Regions from separate parts of the Homo sapiens genome. Here region 1 is linked to region 2. The links are chromatin loops, found by intact Hi-C in ENCODE. Cell type or tissue: heart left ventricle. All regions are shown on one strand.

What was found. A loop is a pair of places that touch in the nucleus more often than their neighbours do. Peaks named below come from ENCODE experiments on the same cell type or tissue, not always from the same donor. Only the 100,000 strongest peaks of a DNase experiment are listed, where the experiment ranks them.
Region 1: a loop joins it to region 2, with 3 times the contacts of the local background. A loop is called at or near these places in 12 of 110 quality-filtered maps.

What each region holds. Positions count from the first base shown.
Region 1 is chr10:58,413,530-58,416,029 of GRCh38, forward strand. No RefSeq gene overlaps it. Among named protein-coding and RNA genes, the nearest start is that of TFAM, 29 kb to the left of the region's middle. In heart left ventricle, a CTCF peak has its summit at 1,185 (motif pointing right); no DNase peak of the experiment used is centred here; H3K27ac peaks cover 288 bases.
Region 2 is chr10:58,781,117-58,783,616 of GRCh38, forward strand. All of the region lies in intron 3 of BICC1 (BicC family RNA binding protein 1), which reads left to right. Among named protein-coding and RNA genes, the nearest start is that of LINC00844, 220 kb to the right of the region's middle. In heart left ventricle, a CTCF peak has its summit at 951 (motif pointing right); a DNase peak (open chromatin) is centred at 2,115; H3K27ac peaks cover 1,431 bases.

The sequences.
Region 1 (2,500 bases), 370 kb before region 2:
TGAGCTGGAGATCGCGCCGTTGCACTCCAGCCTCGGCAACAAGAGCGAAACTCCGTCTGAAAAAAAAAAGAAATTACTAGGCCCAGAGACCCATGAATATTTAAATCCTGCCAAAGAATAAATAGAAAAGGAAGGCATATACTGAAGGAAGGTTAGCAAAGGGAAACAAACTAACACAATAAATGTGCTTTTGACTTCCAACCCCAATAGAGACAACTCACATAAATTTGTCTACAGTGAAGCCTCTTCTAACCCACCTTCCTCCATCCAAAGATCCCAAGCCACAGTTCCAATTGGCCACAAAATGACCATGGGGGATAAAGGGGGAATAGAAAGATGTGACTGTGACTTAAACTTCTGTGAACATAGACCCTGGACCTTACCACTTTAGCAGCTTGGAAGGAAGATGAGAGAACACTCCTGTGGATGTGATATTGAGGGAAAGTGTGTTGCAAGCAGAGGAAAACGTAAGTGCACTGAGGCAGGAGCATGCTTGGCATGCCCAAGGGTCATCTCCTGATTCTTGGCTTTTATTTACTGTTTAATCTGTAACTCTGACAAGTGTTTTGTGTATCAACTGACAGCTAGAGATGTGATACTTTTAAACATTGTGACTTTCATTCCTTGGCTGTACTGGGCAATATTATATTCAGAAACAGAAACTTTGTTTGTTGACATAAAGTTATTCCCTACTGGCACTTAACATTCTGAAAATCAGTGATGTCACTCTTTTCCTAATCAACATTTATGATGGTGGTATGGTTGGGGGGACCTTGTAAAGACAGATTATAAAGAGAAGTGATATGAATAATACTGGCAATAAATTAAACGCTTTTATTGGAAGACTTCATTTGGATTCATAGTTTGTACAAATGATTCATAATTTACCATGTGCTTTCTGATCATTCCATGAACCATGAGGAATGCTTAAGACTGCCCCCACTCTGATTGTGGAAGAAAAGATAAGCTATACCTAGAGGTCTAAGTTAATAGCACCTCGGTAAAACTTGATCTGTATGGCAGTTGACCCAATCATTTGGAAGTAGTTTTGGTGCCCAGTTTGGTGGATTTTTCCTGGTTTCCATGAGGTTCAGACATCTAGAGCTATTTATCCCAGGAAACTACAGCTAGATTCATTCTCTTATGAGGCTGTTTTCACATTTCTCAAAAGTAGTTTATTCCACAAACATCAGAGGGCAGCATTTGATAGGGATTCCAAAAAGACAGAAAAGCTTGTCCACATCGGACCTGCTTGCATGCTCCACTGGGCTATGCTTTTCTCTCTCCTCTTTCCTGGTTCCATTTCTGTTTTCAAGCCAGGAAATGCCTTCACCTGTGGCTTTCCAGAAACCACTGCTCCCTTCTTCCTCATGGGACACGGTGAACTGGCTGAGGTACATGGTAGATTAGTGCTCCGCCTCCCTTCTCCCTCCTTCTTGGATGCTTTCTTGTACTACACAGGCTGGAAAGCCAAAAATTCCATGTCCTGATTTTCTTATAGTGAAGGTTCCAGATGTGGGAACCTCAGTCCATGATGAAGATCTGACAAAATCTCAGCCAACCCAACGGGGAGCTCCAGAGCAAAGATTGCTCATTAAAGAAACCCACAGAAATGGCCAGGCCCTAGTGTCCTTACTGTGCTCAGTCACTGGGTGGGGGTTACCTTGGAAGAATGCAGATTCGGCTTGAAAGTGAAGGCAGATCATGAATTCATTAACAGCTGAGGCTGCCAGCAAGTTCTTCCTTCAAGGGTGTTATGAGCAGTAAACCTCCATGGTTGCCACAATCCACCCTTGTGCTGTGTGGCTTCGTATCACCATATACACTTGCAGAGCAGCTTCTTTGGGGTCCCAGTGAGCCTCTCTTCCTAAGGGGAAACTGAGAAGAGGGAGCTTAGGGGCTCCAATTGGTATTCACTATCCCCACCTTCCCCACCCAATGTCCATTCTAAATTCCCTGCTTCCTCAGCTACCACCTCCGTGGCTTACCTACTGAGCTGACTCTAACTCCCATTCCTGAGGGGTCTGGACCCCTGATAATCACACTTTTCTCAGATCAGGATGGCTGCACTTGTCCATTCACAGTCACATCTGGATAAAGGAGTAACAGGAAGTGCCCCTGCAGATCACCTGAGTTCTGTAAATGTTCCTCTCAATTGTATAAGAAAGAGGTGTAAGCCTCACCTTTTTCTGCTGGTCAGGGCCAATGACACCTTTCAGGACAATGACTCCTGTTCTTGCCTGCTGGTCCTGAATATAAAGAGCCAAAGTGCCCAGAGGGCAGCTGAGGCTGGTAGTTTAATGGAAATCTTGCTGTGTCCCTTGGCAAGGGTGTGTCCCCTTTTGGAACTGGGACCTCTAATCCTGCAGAGCCCAGAGTTAAAGGGACAAAAAGAAAAGCCCCCTAGTGGGTCATTGAAAATGATGTTAGGTAGGGCCACTTGTGCTTCTATACCTTGGTTCCTACTGGAGACCCAGCAGCATATGGAGGTGTCTGATTC
Region 2 (2,500 bases):
GGGATGTGAGCAGACGGGTAGGACAGGAATCTAAAAACCAAAAATTGAGATGAATATCTGACAGTTTTTTTGTATTTTTAAAGAGGTGCTAAGATCAGAATATTTGAACTCAGAACTTTTTTGGAAAGTACCACACACACAGTCACCTAGGATATGAGCTTTAGACTCTTTCTATAGACTTCCATCTCCTCTCTCTGTATTTAGCCATTTCCTAAATTATAGGTGCCATCCGTTCATTCAGCAACAGCTTATTGAGTATCTACCACTTGTTTGGCACTGTGGTAGTTACAAAACCAAATTAAACATGACCCCTGTGTTCAGGGAACTTGAGGATTGGTTTTAAAGTAGTAAATTTTTTTTTAAGAGTAAATGTCTCAAAACCTTTATGCCTAAATTGAGTTCTTCAAAGCAATTAATTTTGGGAGGGAGAAGCTCTACGCTTATTTCCTATTTTTCTGTTATGCCATCTTCTAACCCTCTTTATAGCTGACTTTTTCCTCAATTTATGTTTATTAATGTGGTTAATACTTTGACTTTTCTCTGTCAAGTATTTGCAGAGTGGGTCTAAAGGAAATCTTAATCCCTTTTGGTATTACACAGACATGTTTGAATTGTAAACTGTTAACAGTCATTGAAAAACAGAGACCTGTATTTCAGGAATTGAAATGAATAAATTAAGATCAACCTGGAAAAAAGGACACATCTTGTATGCATCTTTTAAGCAAGAGCCAAAAAGGGAATGAAAAACACAATGCTGCTAGCCACTTTAGCAATCTAAACCAGAATTTTGTCATGTTTGTTTTTCTCTGTCCTTATTAAGCTTGACTATTTGAAGAACCACTTTCCAAAAAAGCACTGATTCAGACCCTGGAGGTAAACGTGTTACATGTTGGTGACTGTCTCTGCATGCATGCTCATGTGTCTTTGTGCCCACTGATAATTTATATTTTTGGTCACTAGATGGTGCCCTTTCACTTTGAATGAAAGTGTATTTTCTGTTGAGGCGTTTGCTTTTTATTTTGCTTGTTGTTCTGTTGATGCAAAGATGGTGGAAAATCATCTTATTTCTTGATTTAAGAAAATCACATTCTCTCTTAAATCGGATACGAGGCTCCCTGTCCCTCTATGTATGCATAGGAATTTTAATGCGATTATCCAACCTGTAAAGTCACACATTTGTAGATTATCATACCACTCAAAACTTACTGTTAATTTGTTTTGTGGGAAAAATACAAATTTATCCTATAGAAGCATTTTGTATAATATATATAGGACCAATACATAAATGACTACAATTGAAATATCTATGTGGTTCAATCTGCTGTTTCTGTACTTGAGTTAACCATCACTTGGAAAGCCAGTGAAATGCCAGTTACTGAGTCCTGAAGGCCCAGAAACCTGTATTTTAACAGGCATGTTTTGAGACACATTGGCTTCTAATCACCCACAGTAGTAGTGAACATTTTCAGTAGAGGTTAACTTCATTGTCAACCAGCAGTAACTAAAACCAAAGTTAAGGATAGTTGAGAGTGAAATTTTGAAGGTAGACAGCTCTTTAAAACCTGATTGAAGGTAGACAGCAACTGGAAAACCTGATTGAAGAGGGAATTAAGGAGGCTAGTCCCCACCCTGAGGCTTTGGCTTGGTATCTCCCTCTACCTGGAAGGTTCCAGCTCAGCCAAGTATCCTACCTCCTTTAAGCCTATTGCCTAGCCGAGCTATTATGGATGAAATAAGAATTATTGAATAAAATGATCTGTCTGTTTACATAAGTGTGGTAAAAGTTGGCTAGAGTATAACAGAGAAAGGGCAGTCCTGGTTCTTGTTAGGATGCATTAGAGAGCAAGCAATGGGAATGAGATGCTGTTGGGCTCTCTCCCAACTTGGGTTGGTCAGACGCCCCTTGTGCCTTGCTGTTAGGCCCCTCATTTCATAATAACTGATGCTTAACATTTTGGCAAGTTTTAACCACTCTTAAGACCTTTGACCTTCACAGTGTCCCTGTGACAGGTTAAGTGTCAGGGGAGGGATTACAAAATAGGATAAGGAAGGGTGCTTGAGACCAAGAGCAGCCACCAGGAGAGGGTGGGGGCTGGAGGTGGTGACAGAGACTCAAATTAGGCACAGCTGCTGGACATCTCCCCAGGAGGCCAGAGGCATTCCTGAACTCTGAAGCTTGGTGCACTGTTATTAACTGTGATTTCACCATCCTGGTCCTAGCAGTGGGTAGCTTTAAGAAAAATCGTTTCCTCCCTTCTTTCCTTCCTCCCTCTTTTTTGGTGAGGGGAGTGGCAATTGCCCAATTGCAACATAAGAATATGATATGCTCTCTGTGGCGTTTTCACCTAGGCTGTGGGATGGGGGTGGGAGATCACAGTGTCAGGGGAGTATGTGTGGTTTAGATAAAATCCCCACCCAGTGATTCTCATGCCTTATCCTAGAGAATAGATGCTTTAGGAGTTAAAGGATTCAGGCGGAACTGGTGGTAAATTGTGAAAGG